Linked DNA regions of Mus musculus: regions 2, 3 and 4 are each linked to region 1. A link is a loop called in an ENCODE intact Hi-C map of the cell type or tissue named here. Cell type or tissue: left cerebral cortex. All regions are shown on one strand. Region 1 has its middle 30 kb from the start of Gm34294. Region 2 has its middle 17 kb from the start of Gm52536. Region 3 has its middle 21 kb from the start of Gm46788. Region 4 has its middle 2.5 kb from the start of Gm46788.

What was found. Hi-C counts contacts between places; a loop is a spot of excess contacts. Peaks named below come from ENCODE experiments on the same cell type or tissue, not always from the same donor. Only the 100,000 strongest peaks of a DNase experiment are listed, where the experiment ranks them.
Region 2: a loop joins it to region 1, with 2.0 times the contacts of the local background. A loop is called at or near these places in 4 of 42 quality-filtered maps.
Region 3: it touches region 1 in a loop (11-fold over the local background); 2 of 42 quality-filtered maps call a loop at or near these places.
Region 4: it touches region 1 in a loop (3.0-fold over the local background); 2 of 42 quality-filtered maps call a loop at or near these places.

The regions. Positions count from the first base shown.
Region 1 is chr2:169,597,783-169,602,782 of GRCm38, reverse strand. No RefSeq gene overlaps it. Among named protein-coding and RNA genes, the nearest start is that of Gm34294, 30 kb to the left of the region's middle. In left cerebral cortex, no CTCF peak of the experiment used is centred here; DNase peaks (open chromatin) are centred at 1,775, 2,423 and 2,960; H3K27ac peaks cover 1,034 bases.
Region 2 is chr2:169,059,447-169,064,446 of GRCm38, reverse strand. No RefSeq gene overlaps it. Among named protein-coding and RNA genes, the nearest start is that of Gm52536, 17 kb to the left of the region's middle. In left cerebral cortex, a CTCF peak has its summit at 2,706 (motif pointing left); DNase peaks (open chromatin) are centred at 2,707 and 3,742.
Region 3 is chr2:169,317,111-169,322,110 of GRCm38, reverse strand. No RefSeq gene overlaps it. Among named protein-coding and RNA genes, the nearest start is that of Gm46788, 21 kb to the right of the region's middle. In left cerebral cortex, a CTCF peak has its summit at 2,319; DNase peaks (open chromatin) are centred at 1,784 and 2,400; H3K27ac peaks cover 273 bases.
Region 4 is chr2:169,298,472-169,303,471 of GRCm38, reverse strand. No RefSeq gene overlaps it. Among named protein-coding and RNA genes, the nearest start is that of Gm46788, 2.5 kb to the right of the region's middle. In left cerebral cortex, no CTCF peak of the experiment used is centred here; a DNase peak (open chromatin) is centred at 2,834; H3K27ac peaks cover 1,341 bases.

The DNA.
Region 1 (5,000 bases):
CTTTAATGTAAAAGTAAGAATCGTTGGTTCTTCCAAGGCTGGTGGACAAGAAATAGCATTGGCTGTATTTGTCTCTTTGGAAAGATGCCTGGCTTGACTAGGGTGTTGGTGGCTCAAGGTTGAGACAGCCTTGAATCTAATCCTCCATCTGGTCAACCTTTCAGGGCAGAAGAAACCTGAGGGTTGTCATGGAAATCTTCAGAGTTCATTGGCTATATCAAACCCTGGCTGCCCTTCATCCTTGCTTAGTCCGGGCTTGTATTGCTTTGATAAAACACCACAGCCAAAAGCAACCTGGAAAGGGAAGGGTTTATTTTACCTTACACTTCCCAGCCACACTCCATCCCTGAGGACAAATTAGGGCAGGAACTCAAGGCAGGAACCTGGAGGTGGGAACTTTAGAGGCTGTAGAAGAACGCTGCTTACTGGCTTGCTCCTTGTGGCTTGCTCAACCTTTCTTACAGCATCTAGGATTACCAGCCTAGTGTAGAAACTCTCAGAGTGGGTTGATCCTTGTCACATCAATCATCAATCTGATGGAGGCATTTTGTCAACTGACAGTCTCTCATCCTCAAATGACTCTAGCGTGTGTAAAGTTGACAGGCTGGTCCTTGTGTGTCTCTAGCTTGCCTCTAGCCCTTTCTCCTGTTCATCCCTTACTTCCTTCAGGGCTTAGCACCACATAGAACATCTCTGCTGTGGCACTACAGTATATGTTGAGCCGTACTCTCCTCCAGACAGAATTCTCCTTATCCATAGACTCAGTTACCTGTGGTCAACTGTGCTCCAGGCTCCATGTCTGTGCTGGGAACCTTGGCATGTTTCCCCCATGGACATCAGGAAACCACTGTGTTGTAAGGTTCTCTCCAGCCTGAGGCTTGCTTGGACCACTTTCTCTCCAAGCTCCAGCAGCTGAAGATGCCTACAGTGAGGGTTGCACTAGTGGAAAACGGCCCCTGGTTAATACTGCATGGGCTTATACCCCATCACTCTTACTTGAAAGACTTGAGTCACTGGTCCCGTCATTCCTCAATGAGACCCCCTGTTTGTAGGGAGCCTTCCATCTTGTCCATGACTCCATTTTAAGAGTGGAAGCTGTGCCAAGGAGAGTCCGGCTCGCTGTCAGCCAGGGGCTGAAGGAGGAAGAAAATGAAGTATTCAGAATCAGTCTTGGCTTGAAAGCACAGATAGTTTCCCTCCACTGAGTGACCGAGAAACATGGCTTTCTGCCTTTAGTTCTCATGAGAGAGCGACTCCTTCCACATATGTCTCCACAGCTCTTTGAGATCTCTAGTTGGGGGATGCAGTCACTACTGCTTCTGGGACCTGGACATTTCTAGAGGACACTGTGAGGTTGGATTTCTTTCGCCTCTAAGGTCTGGCTTGTCGCCAAGTCTCTAGAAATGAGAGCACCCATTCTCAGGGCCTGGCTTTGTCTCCCTTGTTTCTGCCCCCTTAGCCACACAACAGTGTTCTGCACATGGCCTCAGATTTCCAGGGATATCCAGGGAAGGAGCCATAGCTCCCTAAAGTCCTAAGGAAGGACACCTGAGGGCTCCTCTGAAAAGGTTTCTCGTTCATTAACTAAAACCTCTTGTTAGGTTATGTTCCCTGAAATTCATTTGACAGGAAATGAAGTAGAAAAGATGGCAGCTAGAGAGAAAAAAAGGAAAATAGAATCCTGTCAGACACTGGTTGGTAGCCGATCTGGGAGGCCAAAAACAAGGCAGGAACCCGAGGATCCGTGGGTAGATCAGCACCCCACAGTATGAGTGTTTTATGGCTGGGCACTGTGCCTCAGATCAGAGCCAGCTGCAAAGCGGAACTCATGTCCTATGCTCTCTTTGGATCTAAGACCACCTAGACAAGATACTTCTCATGGGCAAAAGCAGTGGGGCAATGGGCTGACTGGCAGCTCTGTGAAACGGAGATCAGAGAAGAGAAAAGGAAAGGCACGTTCACAAATATTTAGACTACTTCAGACACCTTGTCCACTGCGGTCAGATTACAATTCCATCCGAACCTCACTTGACTCCTCTGGGGGGTGATGGGGTGTGTGGAGCCGACTGGGAGGCCATGTGGTGAGCGGGAACAGAACCATCTCTGACAGCGATGGTTGGAAATGACCTCTTGGGATGCTGAGCTGTCACTGTGTCTTGGCATCTTCCAGAGGTTTCCTAATATTGGGGTTCACAGGAAGGGGTAGCAGGAAGTCAGGTGGAAAACTGGTATGTCCCTCCAATAGCCAAGAGCATCCTTTGCTTCCTCTGGCCCGGTCCAGCCTTCCCAAAGTCAGCCAAACCTGCTTTCCTCCCGGTGATGTATCGCTTTGAAGCACCAACTGTAAGGATTTCTTATGTTCTCACAAAAAGGGAAGGAAACAGCTGGTAAACGTTTCACAGATGGTGGAGCTCTTGGCATCTCTCTCAAGAGAGGGCCACCCATGCAGATGGTTCATTATTTTAACATTTGGATTTTCATCTTATTAAAACATCTTTTTTTTTCTCTCTCTCTCTCTTGGTTTTATTTAGCATCATAAATTCTCTTACACTTTAGCAAGCGGCTGAGCGATTTGAGGCCATGTGCTCTAAGCAACATCTTTTGGCTACAACATAAATGGGTAACGTCTCGATTCCCAGCTTTGATCTCAATGTGATGGGTTTCAATCTGATTAAAAATCCCAACGAAAAGGGAAAGCTCAGGCTAGTGAATTTATCAAGGAAAGGAAAAAAAAAACCCTCCACATACTAAGCTGAATTATTCAGCAGAACGATAAACCGAGTGAAATTGGGGGAAATCGTTTTTATTCGATGCATAAAATCTCTATTACTATGCAATATGCATATATAAAAATAGATGAATGCACAGAGGGTATAAACCCACAAACACGCCCTTTCTTCATACAGAGAGAGCCTTGGTAGCATGAAGCAAAACAGCCAAAATTGAAAGCAAGCAATGCCAAGCCTTAGTGGGGTAGATAGGAAAGGGCCAGGATTTCAAAGGCAAGCTCTCCACCCACCCACTCAGAGTGAGCTGGAGTTCTCTCTCTTTTAACAACTGTTTCATCTGCAGGGATGGGACCATGGTTGCATGGCTGCGTGGGTAGAGACAGTGGTCCTGGATGCTCTGTTTGGAAGAGCAGGCCTCAGGATTAACCTTTCCAAATACTGATTCCAAGGAGTGAGGAAAGTTGTGGTCACCTCAGCAACTCTGCTGTGACGGAACATGGGAACCATTGGAGGTTTAAATGTAAGGGACGGAGCGATGCAATAAGAACAAACCAATCTAGTTAATGCGGTGTGAGACGCTGGCCTAAATACAGGCTCTGTCGCTGTGCTGTCCCTGATGGGTCTTATGGAGCATGGCCTGGGCATACCACATTGTAAATGTTTATTAAGAAATGGTACGTCGTGTGCATTATGGACCCGTGGAGCTCGGAGATGGCTCGCTTTGGGGGTCAGATGTAAATCCCCGCAATGCTGAGAAAATGTTAATGGCCGCCAACACTAAGGATGTATGGGTTGATAATGCACATAGGTGTCACAAATGAGGGCTCTGCTCCTCAGCTCCAGTCACTTCTGGCACCTCTGGCCTAAAGTGTCAGTTTGTTCAAGGCATTTCTGCAAGCCCTTGGCTTTTCCTTTGGACAGAGAAAGCAAGGTTGGAGGGGCAGAAAGTCACTTACACGTACACAGAGTAGAAAGGGCAGTGTCTATGAGTCATGGCAAGAAATCTAGCCAGGGGTCAAGGAGCAATGGAAAACAGTGAGTTGGGGTTTGCTTGTGTTTGGGGGTATGATTGTGTTGTTACCTGGGTCTTAGCAACCTTGTCCCTTTTTTCTTTGAGAATCAGATCTTCGTACTTCTCAGGCAGCCACGTCTCTAGCTTTGTTTCTTTCTTTTCTTCTTTTTCCATGTGTGTGTGTTGGAAATGTGGAGAAGGCACACCTGTATGTTGATGAGTGTGTATATGTCAAGGCCTGAGGCTGATTTCAGGAATCACCCTCCAAAGCTCTTCCACTGTAGTCACTGAGGCAGAGCCTCTCAATCAAACTCAGCTCATCAATATGACTGGTCTTCTAGTCAGCTAGCTCAGGGAATCCCTTGCCGCTGCCTCCTGAGGCTTGCATCACCTGGGGACCTCGGTGCCTGTCCTCATGAAGCCATGGCTAAAGCTTTAATGAGCCATCCATCTCCCAGGTCCTGTTTGTTTCTTTGATTAAACCTCATTTTCTACTGAGCAAATTGCTTCAAAGGGGTTCCCCATTACTTCATGTTGTGGTACCTGTAGCAAAAATTATAAACCTAAGCTCGTGGGAACAAAGAGGTCTCAGATGGAGCCTGCATAGGTCACTCTTCCTCTTTGGTCATCCTAAGCCAGTGGCTCTCAGAGCTAGTACCTGGTCCGGCTGCTGCGGCACTACCACCTAGGCCCCATCTGGCTTTCAGCAGGAGGGACCCAGCTGCCACCTAGGTTTTAACAAGACCTCCAGGTGACTCTGATGCACGCTCCAGTTTGAGAGCCACCGCTCTAAGGCATAACAGTTTGTCACTCCACCAGTGCCCAGAAATCTTTTGGGTGACAGACATCAAGTGTGATTCCTGAGAAATCCTGGCAGCAGAATTCATTTGTCTGTTTAACTGCATGCAAAACGCTTGTCAAGACGGATTCCGGGGGCTCTTACAAGCTCGGGCTCCCCAGCTCCCATAACCACTCTCCCTCCATCCCTTTGGAGACTGTATGTCTGTCTTTCATGCCACCTCCACACCTGCGAGCCATGCTCCACACAGCCCACCCCTGTCCCTTTCTATCTCATATTGGCAAATAAGCAGAGAAATTCTGCACCTTGCTTTCTGCTGTGAGCAGGAAAGACTGACAGATTTCATTACATTTGTCAAAGATACCACGTGGGAAAAAATAATCCCACTTAGCAAAAAAAAAAAAAAAAAGAAAAGAAAAAAAGAAAAAAAAACCATCTCACTGTACCTTTGAGTCAGAAT
Region 2 (5,000 bases), 540 kb after region 1:
TCCTAGCACTGGGAAGAGACAGAATTCAGGCCTGAAGACTCTGTTCCAAAAGCCAAGGTAGATGGATCCTGAAGGAAAAAGACAACCAATGTTATCCTTTGCCTCACTGTCTACCCACATATGCACACACACACATACATGCATGCACACACACACACACACACATGCACACACACACACATGCACACATGCTCTCACACACACACACACATGCACATATTCTCATACATACACACGCACACACACATGCACATACCTACACACACACACACACACACACACATGCACACATGCTCACACACACATGCATGCACATGCACACACATGCACACATTCTCATACATACACACGCGCACACACATGCACATACCCACACACACATGCACACATGCTCACACCTGCACACACACAGGCATGAGTAAGCACACTGAATGTGATCCCCTTTGTTCAGTCCTTCCATCTGCAAAGGAAGACTTAGGGCTTTTTGATTGGTTGGTTGGTTGGTTGGTTGGTTGGTTGGTTGGTTGGTTGATTGATTAGTTGGTTGGTTTGGTTTTGGTGTTTTGAGACAGTCTCTGTATTTAGATCAGGCTGGCCTCAAATTCAGAGACTGCCCTGCCTCTGACTCCTGCATTCGGGGATAAAGGGCACCCCAGCTAATAGATGGGAAATTCTTTGACCTGTGGACATGTTTGACTTGGAGCAGGCAAGGATGGGAACTGCATTGTGTTCCTCTGAGCGTGACCAGCAAACTCAGTACAGCAAACAGGGCTGGGGGCCGGGGGAGGGGGGAGGGCAGCTCCCTCTGCAGTGCACAAGCAAGAGCAACATCTGTGGCCTCTGCTCACCGAGTGCCAGCAGCACCCCTAGCCCCAGAGACAACTCTCCACAAGGGAGCATCTCTGTTTCTATGCTCAGCCTGTGGCCTGGATCCTCTTGTCTCTGCCTTCCAAGCGCTGGGATGTCAAGAGCGTCTGACTTGTTACAGTGTGGGTTCTGAGGATTGAACTCGGGGTCCTGTGCTTCTACAGCACACTCTCCACCAGCTGAGCCATCTGCCTACTGCCTGGAAGCTGTGTGAGCATAGGAGGAAGGGAAGGAGGGAGGGACGGAGGGAGGGAGGGAGGAAGGTACCCACATGGGGCCAGCAAGGCCCAATCTCAAACTCCTGGCAGGTCTGCTGGAACCACGAAGAGTTCACTCTGCCACCTCATCTAGACCTCCTCTCTTGTCACACACTCAGTGGGTCCCCAGAACTTAGTGCATAGCTCCCTAAGTTCCCCCTTCCCCTTCTCTTTCTCCCTCCTGAGCAAGTCTCTCTGGGCTTCTCACCCTGTCTTGCTGGCGTGTGGTAACAGAGTTCTTCTCCATCAAGCCAGGGATTCTTCTCGTCCCTAGGTGCCACAAGCCCTTCTCTCCTGAATAAAAATAACGTCTCCTAGGAGCATGACTGTCCCCGACTGAGTGCCAAGGGTCACAAATCTCACCTTCCCGGCTTCCCTGCTGGGGTGTGACATCATGGGTTTTCTGCAGCCTGTGAGGTACCAGCCCAGGAGGCATGTAGTGCTTGAATCCCTGGCCATCAGTGCATGGATGTATTTGTAACCTCATTTGCTCTGTTTCTGTTGGGGAAAATCTTTCTGTCTGTCATTGCCAGACACCAGCGATCAAGACCTAACGGACCCAGCACCATCTTTCTGGAACGTTCTACCTCTCTCCCCAGTGGCAGCATCGGCTGCTCTCCCTGACCTTCGCGGCTACCCAGTGATGATCCCTCATCTTAGAACATCCACATTGGCCCACCAATCCTCACTGCCCTCCAGAGAGCCTCTGGCCTCACCTTCAGCAGAAAGTCACACAGCAGCCTACACGGAGACTCTGCCCTGCAGGTCTAAAGCCAACAATTGATTTGCTGAATTTTTGTATAAAAAGAGAAAGCAAAGAGGGTCTTTGCCCCAGACCCTCACTTCACTGCCTCACACCCAGTCAAACGCAAGCTGAAACACTGACATGATGGTGATTTTGCCAGTCCCAGGTCCATCTGGCAAAGAGATCTATTGATGAGATTCTACGGAGTCACAGTAGGCCATATTTCAACTGTACAAATGTCACCTCTGGGCTTTGCTTATGAAATCAAAAAAAAAAATCTTACTTTTTTGGCATGTCGGTTAAAGAAAAAAAAAGGACTGAAAACGTAATTCACTGATTCTTCATGTATGCTTGCCTTAGGTTATTATCATCGAGAACTTTCCAGAACATTTTGCACTAATAATGACATCCCCCACCAGCAGCCCCTGCAAGAGACGAATGAAGGCTCTTTTAAAAACTTTAGCTATTGCTGTCTTGTTAAACACATTCCTGGTACCTCGGGACCAGCCCCCCACGCAGATGAGAACCTCCACAGAGATAAGACAGGCTCTCCCAACAGCAGCAGGGAAAGTGCCCCTAGGTCCCCCGTTCCGTGGGTAGCACAGGTGAAAATCAAAAGCAGTACGTTGGAAAGCAAGCGCTTAGAGACGTGCGCTGTCTAGGAGATCGTGCGGGTAATCAGGACTTTCCAATCATTGCTTCCATGATGACAAGCAACAGCAAGAAAATGCAGGATGTTGATGCCTAATGGGTTTGCCCTTTGCCAGACAAATCCTTTTACCCACCGCGGGAAAGGCAGGATTTGTACGGGCTCCTGGAGAGAGCGCACACTGCCCTCTTGTGGTGACATGTGCTCATGATTTTATAGACTCCGGGAAACGGTAGAACATTACCACCAAAAGTAGATCAACCCCTGAGACAGATGGGAGTTGACAGCTTCCCGCCCTCTTGACCAGGAAACAAGCTGTTTGTTCCTTTGCTCAATAGCTGGGAGAACTCTGCCAAGACGGAAAAAGTCAGTGTAATTCTTCAAATGTTTGAACTCCATCAAACGGACTAAGAAGTGCACAGGAACTGCAGGCAGAACGGGTGAGTTGCAGTCTAACAGGAACTTCCCTCAGATCTTGAGCTGCCAATAAGGTATAAGAAATGGTCAGGTTTGGGACCAGCGAGATGGCTCAGAGGGCAAAGGGTGCTTGCCACCAAGCCTGATGGCCTAGGTTCTACCCCTGGAGCCCAGATGAAGAAAAGAACCCATGCCTGCAATTTGTCCTCTGACCTCCATAGCACCCTGTGGCCTGTGTGTTTGTGCATATTTGCGCATCACACACACACACACATACACATGTGCACACACACACATACACACAGGCACAGGCACACACACAGGTACATGCACACACATGCACACACACATACATACACAGGCACATGCACACACACATATACACTCACATGTGCATACACATACACACGCACACACAAGCATGCACACAATAAATAAATAAAATTTTTAAAAAACTTTGATATTCAAAATTAACAAGCCCCCCCACACACACACACACACACAAAAGAAGATGGACACTGAGGAGGGAAGAGGGAGGGGCAGAGTTAGGGATCGAGGGAAGAAATTTGGCTGGAACCCCTGCATTTAACTGGAGGTACAACTGATTTTTACCTCCTAAAAAGGATGCATTTACTATTTTCAACTGTCTTCATCTACCCTGTTACAGGCACATCCTAATTTTTGCTAATTCCCCACAGCCAAGAAAGGGAAACTATTCACTTGGCCCCGGCTCTGGGAACTGTTTCTAAGCCGGTGCTGTGGATCTGCGGAAATGCAAATGTCATTTCTAAATTTAGCGTGAGAAAGCCAGAGAATCAGCATTTCTGTTGATGGAACACCTTCTCGGGAAGTAGCACGTGCGGAAGCAAGCAGGCAACGCTTTTCTCTGACACTTGGAACAGTCCAGCGTCTCCCTGGCCAGCCCTGCCTCCGGGAGGGGCTCCCAGAGGATGCGTACCTGCGCAGACCTGAGGCAAGTCTCCTCTCCTTCCTTCCTCGAACAGCACCAGATTGTGACCCTAAGCAAGGCACTTCCTGGGCCTCACCCTCCTCTCCTCCAAAAGAAACAGAAAAACTTCACATCCTAGAGACACCTACATCCTCCGAATGAATCCAGAGGATGGAGACCATTATTTTCTTCATTGGTACAGCCTCTGCTAAGTTGCTGTGTGTCTGTCAGCAACCCCTCTCCCAGCCTGCAAGTTAGCAAGCCAAATCAAGTCATTAGGAGACACACATACACACACACATAGAAACACACATACAGACACATGTAGAAGCACACATAAACATGTACACACACATACATGCACCCACATACACATGTGCATACACATACACACACATAGAAACACACATACATGCACCCACATAAACATATGCACACACATACACATATAAACACACATGCATACACACACACACACACACACACACACACAAGTAGAAGGGATTGTGTTAGAAGAGATCAGCAAGAATGGGAGGAGCCATGACAGGGTAATGGGTAAACATGATGAAAAAACACTATGCACATGTATGAAAATATTATGAGACCAACTATTATATATAATTAATATATGCTAATTAACTATTTGTATAATTCATATATGCTCATTCTAATGTTTGGAGGTTTTTTCCCCCCATAGGGAAGATTCCTATGCTGGACCAAGCAAGAACATTTGTGATATAGAAAGTATAGTGTAGGATTTAAAGCTAGTCTTGGGGCTGGAGGATGGCATAGCAGTTAAGAGCACTGACTGCTCTTGCTGAGGACCAGGGCTCGGGTCCCAACATACACAGCACAATCTCCTGCTATCCCACCTCCAAGAAACCTAACGCCCTCATTTGCTCTCAGATGCACACACACACATGCGTGCACACGCACACACACCAAATAAATAGTGAAGTACATCTGAACAATTAAAAACTTAAAATCTTGATGACTGTAAATATAAGGACACAGTGGCCTCAGGCCACTCCTTAGCCCACTGCCTGCCCTCTCTGGTCAGCTCCTTAGCCCACTGCCTGCCCTCAGACCTCCCTCCAGCCTTCTGGAATGCTCCAT
Region 3 (5,000 bases), 280 kb after region 1:
CCTTAGGTGTGTGGGTTTATTCCTGGGTCTTCTATTCTATTCTGTTGATCGGCGGCCATGCAGTTTTTAACACTATTGCTCTGTAACACAACTTGAGGTCAGGATCGTGATTCCTCCGGGAGTACTTTTATTGTTGAGAACTGTTTTTGATATCCTGGGTTTTTTGTTTTTCCATGTGAAGTTGAGAATTTCTCTTTCCATGTCTGTGAAGAATTGAGTTGGAATTTTGATGGGGATTACATTGAATAAAATGGCCATTATCCTACCAATCTATGAGCATGGGAGATCTTTCCATCTTTTGAGATCTTCTTTGATTTCTTTGTTTAGGGAGTTAAAGTTCTTGTCATACAGATTTTCACTTGCTTGGTTAGATTTACACCAAGATATTTACTATTATTTGTGGCTATTGTGAAGTGTGTTGTTTTCTAATTTTTTTTCTCAACCTATTTATTTATCATTTGTATAAAGGAAGGCTACTGATTTGTTTGAGTTAATTTTATATCCAGCCATCACCCAGTTAGAAACAAAAAGAATAATGAAAAGAATAAACAAAATCAAGAGTTGGATCTTTGAGAAAAAAATCAACACGATAGATAAACCCTTAGCCAAACTGACTAAAAGGCACAGAGACAGTATCCAAACTAACAAAATCAGAAAAGAAAAGGGAGACATAACAACAGAAACTGAGGAAATTTTAAAAATTCATCAGTTCTAACTACAAAAGCCTATACTCAACAAAACTAGAAAATCTAGATGAAATGGATGATTGTTCTAGACAGATACCCTGTACCAAAGTTAAATCAAGATCAAGTAAACTATCTAAACAGCCCCATAACCCCTAAGGAAATAGAAGCAGTTATTAAAAACCTCCCAACCAAAAAATAAACCCCCAGAGCCACATGGTTTTAGTGCAGAATTCTACCAGACCTTAAAGAGCAAATACCAATACTCCTCAAACTATTCCATAGAACAAAAACAGAAGAAACACTACCTAATTCATTCTATGAAGCCACAGTTATGTTGATACCTAAACCACGCAAAGACCCAACAAAGTAAGAGAACTTCAAACCAGTTTTGCTTATGAATATCGATGCAAAAATACTCAATAAAATTATCACAAACATAATCCAAGGACACATCAAAAATATCATTTACCTCGATCAAGTAAGCTTCATCCCAGGGTCTCAGGGACGGTTCAATATATGAAAAAAATCCATGAACGTAATCTTTTATATAAACTAACTCTAAAAAAAAATCATGTGATCATCTCATTGGATGCTGAAAAAGCCTTTGACAAAACCTAACACCCCTTCATATTAAAAGTTTTGGAGAAATATAATGAAAGCAAGATACGACAAACCAACATCAAATTAAATGCAGAGAAACTTGAAGCAATCCCACTAATATCGGGGACAAGATAAGGCAGCCTACTCTCTCCCTATCTATTCAATATAGTACTTGAAGTTCTAGCCAGAGCAATGAGACAACAAAAGGAGATCAAAGGGATACAAATCAGAAAGAAAAGAGGTCAAGCTATCACTATTTGCAGATGATATGATAATCTACATAAGCATCCCCCAAAATTCTTCAAGAAACTTTTAAAAGTGCCTTGAGGCCACATCACACATCCACAGCAGACCTGGGACACATAAGCCAGGATCGTCTGACTTCCCTCTCTGAGTACATTCTATGGAATATAGGTATAACTAGAGGCCACTTGTTAATAACACTGTCCAGCAAAGCTTCTGTTGTTCAGAGCAGGGAGAGCTGGCTCGGAGTGTACAAGTAAGTACTCATAGCTTCTGTGGGCGATCTGAATTTGGTTCCCAGAACTCATGTCAGAAAGCTTACAGCTGTCTATAACTCCAGCTCCAGGGGATCTGATGCCCCTGGCTTCCTCGGACACCCACATACATGCGAGTACTTACAAACAGACCACACACACACACACAGAAAGAGAGAGAGAGAGAGAGAGAGAGAGAGAGAGAGAGAGAGAGAGAGAGAGAGAGAGACTCTAAAAACAGTTTTAAAAATCTTTTTTTTTAAAAAAAGGACTCTATCCTTTTAAATTTTATTTCATATACAGAGAAAATAACATAATTTTATACTAATATTAACATTCCATTTGTGTATGTACATGCACATGCAAGCCCTACAACATGATGCGGGGAGGGCTAATCTGCAAGAAGATGACATTAAAGTCAAGTGCAGTTGAACTGATGAAAAGACTTGGAGGGGAACGCACCCCGACTGGGAAAAGCGAGGGAAAGGAGTCCACACGCCACAACACTGGGACAAACATGGCTGCACACCCTCACAGCTTCCTCTGGGAGGATGTGTGAAAGCTTCCTGCATGATCCCATCTGCCTCACACCCAGAGTCTAGTGTCAGACTACATTTGTTCCATTCTGACATCCAGCCGGAGCTAGCTGTGGGGGCTGAAGAAGTTCCCTCCACATTTGTGAGCCTCCATTTTTCTCACTAAAATAGGCCTAAGGATAACACTTCCCTTGAAGTACTGCAAAGAAATGCAAAGAAAAGACTTGCCTTGGTGCACAGCCCATAATAGGTATTGCAAGATCTTCTGCTTTCACATGGGTTGGGAATGCACCAGGAAGGTGACTGCAGTCATCTCTGGCCTCCAACACTACCTAGGGGCCCTTCCCATCTGGCCATCCCTTATAGCCCAGAATGCTGGCTAGCCTTCCAAGTGGGTTCCTGGAGGGACCCATGTGGACCACACAGCCACTCTCTGACAGCAGGCAGAATCGGGTGTCCATTCTTCATCTGTGGCATCTCCAGGATTGGATCTTACAGTCAAGGACACTAACCAATCCACCTGTGATACATGAGATTCGAAGAGAACTTTTAGGTACCCTGGACAGAAAGTGGGTGCTTAAGAACTGAGATGGGAGGTGTGCTGGGCAGTGGAGACACAGCTGGGTGGCCAGGACAGGGGTTTCTCCACAGGTGCATGAGATTAACCCCCTTTCAGATAATTATCTCAAGCTCTCGCCAGGATTAATTGGAAGGGTACCATTATCCTCATCTTGTAGATTGGATGTTCAAGCTTAGCTCATCTCCTCCATCACTCCAGCTTGTTAGAGAGGGGGTGGGGTCAGTGTGTATGTGTGTGCATTGTGCATGTGCATGTGTGTATGTGCATGAGTGCATGTGCATGCATGTGTGTGCGCATGTATGTGTGCATGTGCATGTATGTGTGCATGTGCATGTGTGTGCATGTGCATGTGTGTGCATGTGGAAGCCAGAAGTCAACCTCTGCTGTTATTTTCCAGTCACTGTACACCTCGTGTTTGTTTGTTTATTTGTGTCAGTTCTTACACAGTCCTGGAATTCAATACATAGGCTAGGCTGGCTGCCCAGGAAGCTCCACTTCCCCATATTAAGATTACAAGGATGCACCGACCACCAAACCCAGGAATATATATATGCATGTACATAGGTAGGTAGGTAGGTATGTGTGTGTGTGTGTGTATGTATGTATGTATGTATGTATGTATGTATGTATGTATTTTCACCTTTTTAAATTTTATTTTATTTTATGTGTATGCACATCTTACCTACATGCATGTCTGTGCACCACATGAATGTCTGATGCCTGCAGAGGCCTTAAAAGAACACTGGATCTCCTGGAACAAGAGTTGCAGATGCTTATCTGCTACCATGGGGAATGGAACCCAGGTCCTCTGGTTCCTCTTATCCACTGAGCCATAGCTCTAACTACACTCCTGCCCCCACTACTTTAAAAATCATAGAATCAGAGATCAAACTTCCACCCTCTGTCTATAAAGCAAACAACATACAGGCTAAGCCATCCCTGTGGCCCTGACTAGTGTTTCTATAGATGTATGTGAACACAGGGTACCATGAACACAGAGATGCTCAGATTTTTCCTTGTTGTCCCCTGTGGGGCATATGGTCTGACTTCCAGCTGCCAAGTGCCAACTGGACCCAGGTGACACCATCAAGGAGACAGAGCAAAAGAGGAGTGAAGACTGGCCCTTCTATCCTGTATAGGAGCTCCGGACAAGGCCAGATTCAGAGCCTCCTGAGAGACCAAGACTCTGGCTGGCTGTGTGGTCATTCAGTTACTGCCCCTGCCCAGTGCTGCAGGATCTGCTTCCAGCGATCACGCCCTAGTCTTCTGAGAGACTCACAAGCAGACCATCCAGGGGCCAAATATAAAATACCTTGGTGTGACTCTAACCAAGCAAGTGAAAGATGTATATGACAAGAACTTTAAGTCTCTGAAGAAAGAAATCAAAGAACATCTCAGTAGATGGAAAGATCTCCCATGCTCAGGGATTGGCAAGATTAATATAGTAAAAATGACCAACTTACTGAAAGCAATCTACAGATTCAATGTAATCCCCATCAAAGTTCCAACTCAATTCATCATCGAGTTAGAAAGAGCAATTTGTAAATTCATTTGGAATAACAAAATCTCAGGGTAGCGAAAACTATTCTCAACAATAAAAGAATTTCTGGGGGAATCACCATCCCTGACCTCAAGCTGTACTACAGTGCAATAGTGATAAAAACTGCATGGTATTGGTACAGAGACAGGCAGGTAGATCAATGGAATAGAATCAAAGACCCAGAAATGAATCCACACACATATGGTCACTTGATCTTTGACAAAGGAGCTTTAACTATCCAGTGGAAAAAAAGACAGCATTTTCAACAAATGGTGCTGATTCAACTGGTGGTGGGCATGTAGAAGAAGGCGAATTGATCCATTCTTACCTCCTTGTACAAAGCTCAAGTCCAAGTGGATCAAGGACCTCCACATAAAACCAGATACACTGAAACTAATAGAAGAGAGAGTGGGGAAGAGCCTTGAGCACATGAGCACAGGGGAAATTTTCCTGAACAGAACACCAATGACTTATGCTCTAAGATCAAGAATCGACAAATGGGACCTCGTAAAATTGCAAAGGCAAAGGACACTGTCAATAGGACAAAATGGAAAACAACAG
Region 4 (5,000 bases), 300 kb after region 1:
GGGAGTCCTACCCTGACAGTGACACCTGTTATACAATGTGTTTGCTTTCTCTGCACCAAGAAGCTCTTTCTTGCTCTAACCTCAGACACATAGAACTTATCTCAGACTGTAAGAACGAGTGACCGTGAAATTCACGTGACTACCAAGTACAGTACCTAGGATGGAACAAGCACATGGTGCTATTAGAATGGCCATCAGCAATGCTAGATGTATCTGACTGCTATCCGTATGTGTCTTATTTATCCAGCATGGCTGTAAGTCTGGGACGAGCTCACAGCACAGTTGAGAGACTCCCCATGGTGTGTTTGCTTAACATGGATTCTGGAAGTAGTAATGCTGGGCCCCAGTGCATCTGCTCAAGAACAAATGCCAGTGGCCTCAGGCAACAAGATCATCTCCAGAGCCAGCTGAGTTGACAAGATGGCTTGTCACACATTATAGATTCCTCAGAGCACAGCGGCTGTGACAGAAGAGGCCACAGCCATTCTAGCAGAGAGGGGGAGATGGGTGAGGTTGTCTGAAGAGCAGAGCCTCCACGCCAAGCACACAGGCGGTTAGAAAGAGCAGCTCTCCCTCCTCTCAGATCTGAGAGCTCTGATGATCCTCTTGGGTGTTCGCTTTCTTCTAGTCAGACTTGTGTGCTGGGTTCCTTCCCGCAGAACACAGCACAGCTGCAGACCTGGGAGGTTGTGGGGGGAGTGTTCTATCCAAAAACGTTGTCATCTTTAACTGGTTGGGGACAAGGGCATGGTCTCTGGTCTTTTTCTACAGCTGTGCCTTCCAAAGTGGAAAACAAGCTGAAAAAAATTAAATCTACTTAAGCTAATCTTTTTTTTCTAGTTTTATTTTTATTTATGTGTTGGTGTGTGTGTGCTTGCTTGTCTGCATGTGTACCATGTGTGCAGGTGCCTGTGGAGGCCAGAAGAGGGCATCAGATACCCTGGAAGTGGAGTTACAAGGGGTTATGAGCAGCTATGTGGGGGCTGAAAACTCAACCTGGGTCCCCTGCAAGAGAAGCCAGTATTGTTAACCATCAAGCCCTAAAGTGACTCTTAAACTAAAAATTAGAAATTCAACTGTGTTAAATTTCCGCTATTTGTGTATATAGACATGTGTGTAAATGCAGATGTCTGTGTGCCCTGGTGTGTGTGTGTGTGTGTACTGCTCAAAGGAGAAGCTCAGGGCTGGTCCTCGCCTTTGTACCTTGTTCGAGATGAGGTCTAGAGGCTGTGTGACATGAGTGTCCAAGTATTCTCTGCTTTCCACCTTCTGTCTCGCCACAGGAACCCACTGGGCTTGTGCCACTGTGCCTGACTTTTTTTGTTGGTTCTGGGCATGGAACTTGGGTCCTTACAACTGAGCAGCCAGCACTTTACCCACTGAGCTGTTGCCCCATGCCTACGTTACATTTTCACCTGCAATTTGACATACTTGTTGCTGGGAGAAGATGGAGCTCCAAGCTCTGTGACTGAACAGGACAGAGTGTGGCCCAAGACAACCAAGGCTGTGCTCCTCTGGCCCCACAGCTCCCCACGGTCTTCCTCAGTTTACCAATGCCCAGAAATCTAGACTCATGAACCACATGTACAGGAACTCTTATAGAAAAGGATGGCTGCATTACGACCTCACCCCCACCCCCCCACCCCCCCACCCCCCGCAGAGGTCCACCGAAGTTCTGCCTTCGAGGACCAGTGAACACAGGCGTGAAAACAGCGTGGTATTTGGAAACAGAGCTTTGTGGCTTGCTCTAAAAAGAGGTCCTACTCCCTTATAATACTCCCTAATCCAAAAGCTGGTGCCTTGATAACAGGAAAAAGGACTCAGAGAGACACAAGGAAGCTCCCAGGTGACAACCAAAGCAAGACCACAGTGACAAGCCAAGGAACAACTGGGGGCTCCCTTGAGTACCAGGAGCTTACAGAAGGACATGGATCAGACACCCAGAGAGCCTTGGAGGGAAGACCACACTGAGATCCCTCGATTTTGGACCTGGCTTCCAGGTGGGTGAGAGGACACAGCTCTGTCACTTCAGCCCAACTAGCAAGGAACTTTGATATCCCAGTCCTAGTGAGCAAATACGAGCGTGTATAAGGCTGGCACACTCAAAGAGTGGACTAGAGAATCCATGATGGTGGACTATAGGACAAGAAGTTCAGTGCTCCGATGGGACAGCGCCTGCTCAGCCAAGGAAGGCAACGGTTACCACTTGCCCTGCAGATGGGAACTCTCAGCAGGGAAGCAGTCTGCTGTGGCTCCCATTTCTCAGTACCATGAGGGCACTGTGATAAGAGACCCAGAACAAAGTGGGTGGGCCAGTGAGCCCACAGATGGTGAGTACTGTCTGAGTCTGAGAGCAAGTGGCAGTTTGATAACTGGGAGCAGTAGCATCTACATGCTTGGAAAGGTGGGGACATTGACTGAGTAAGAGGGCATGGCAGAGCTGGGGCTGCTGTGAAAGCATATTCAAACCCCCTGAGGCGGCTCAGCTTTCTACCACAGACAGTCATCCGCCATCTCCCTGCAATCCTGAGTTCACTCTGGGCTGAGGCATACGTGTTTTATTATCTCTTTCTCTTATTGTTTGACCGTTTTGCAGAGTTACATAATGAATGCTAGTTCTTTTCTTTCTCACACACACAGACCCATTCTTCTTCTTGTTGTTGTCCATTGCCACACATGCACACCCATGTTGCACGCTGCCCTGAATCTACCATCATTCTCTGCTACATATGGCCAGCCTGTGCTATCCCTTTCTCCCTCTGACTATGAAAAGGCTACATTTTATATTTTCCCCACTGTGATCACTCTGCTTTTGTGACTATGTATTGGTTTCCCTGGCAACATGTAGACTTGGAGCTGATTGGTCAGGTTGCTGCGTTCGTTGTGAGAGCCACGGGCCCAGTTTGGAGTGGCAATCGTTCACATACTAACCAGAGCTGCACAGACAAGCCTGGTCAGGAAAATCCAATTGAGTTAGAACATCTGCATCACCTCGGCCTGCCAGGGAGGGGAGCGCACACCCCCACACCCACACCCACCCCTCTGCCGCACCTGCTGTGCAAATGTCCCCATATTGCTTTGGAGCTGATTCAGGGGCTCAGTTAAGTCTTTGCTATAGCTGTTAGGAAATGTGTTTAGTGACGGTATGTTTGGCCCAGAGCTCAGAATCTGTTTATCAATGATAAGAAATGAATCTTTAGGCTTGGGGAGTTATCTCAGTGGAAAAAAAAATGTTTGACTCACAAGCATAATGGCCTGAGTTGAATCCCCAAAGTCCTCATTTTAAAAGAAAGGCTGAGCAAGGGGTTATGTGCTTGCAATCCCAGCACTGGGGAGGCAGAGACAAACAGATCCCTGGAGGTCACTGGCCGGCAAGCCCAGCCTGCCTGCTGAGCTCCAGGCCAGTGAGAGACCTTGTCTCAAAAGCAGACAAGGACAGGGCCTAAGGAAGAGGCCTCAGGTTGTTCTATGGCCCACGCACACGAGAGACAGAAAGAGGGGTGGGAGAACTGACCAATTTCTGGGCGCTAGGGTTAGAAGCTGCTTCATAGATGGAATTTGGGCCTCCCGCGCTATCAGGAGTAAGTCATTCGCTCAGACAGATGTGTCATTTTTCCAAACTAAATCTCATTCATAAGGAAAGATTCTCCTCGCAAGAATGCGGTCACAGGAGTGCGTCGCAAGGAAGACTTAAGCTGGAATAAAATTACAACCCAGTCCGCCCTAAAGAGTGGGTTATTTACTCAATATTTCTCACATGTGCTTTAATTATATGAATGAGCCTCTATTTAAGCACTAGTTGCCTTGAGTACTGGTCACCCCTCTACACAAATCTTTGTTGCCCCCTGAATAAAAAAATAAAATAAAAGACCTCAGCAAACATCGAAATGTGTGGTTGCCTCACACAGCCATACTGTAACTTTTTTATTTTTTTCACTTACCCTACCTGGTTCACTTTTTGCAGTTCTTGTATTTTCGGAGGAAGTTTATCGTTGGCACATGGAGCGGCTTCGTTCTGCAGTAGAACGCATTTGGCTGTGCTCTGGAGCCAGCCTAGTCTTAATATAGACAGAAATACAGGCACTGGCAAGTACTTGCTTCTTACCTGGGCTAAGCATTGCAGGCTGCTCGGCACAGTCAAGCTAACATGTAGGCCGTCCAAAGAAGGGGAAAGAAATCAGAGAGCGAGGCAAGACTCATTCTCCAGATATTCTTTCCCACAGACGGATTTCATAGTAATAATCAACGCCTCTGCAGTGTCTGTATGTGTGTTTGTGTGTGTATGTATGTGTGTGAGTGTGTGTGTGTGAGTGTGTGTGTGTGTGTGTGTCCCTTCTAAAATTCTTAGTACCACCCCCCCCACCCACCTTTAAGAAAAAAAAATCTTGTTAATTGTTTGGAGAGCAAAGAAAGTTTCATCCAGTCAGTGAACCAACCAAACAACTCCTTGGGCTCTTGTCAACAAAGCCAGTGCTGCCAGCTTCGACCGACACACGTGTACTCTCTGGGATTTCACACGAGGCTGAATTTTCTTCACATCCTGTTTTTGCCAGATTATCTATCAGTTATGAATATGAATAAAATATGGTTGATAAATGTGTGCATTTCCTTTGGATTTGCGCACGAGGTGAACATTCCCCCCCCCCTTGGTTGGTTTGACTTGGGATTTTTGAGTCATAGTCTCACTCTGGAACTCACTATGTACCCCAGGCTACCCGCCTACCTCAAGAGTACTGGATTTATAGTCATGAGCAGCATACATTTAAACACTTTAAATACACCGTTGTCATCACTCTTCTTGATCTGTCTTTACTGGGTCTGTGCTCCCAATCCCAGGGCAGGCTGTTTGGGCTTCTGCCCCCCAGGGAACACTGCTTACTCCAGGACCAGGTCTCCAGGGAATGACTGCCATTTGGCCAAGAGGCCTCAGGTCACTAGACGCTCCCATGGACCCCTGGCTTTGGGCTGCCCCTCCCTGATTGGTCCTCAGACCTGCCCAT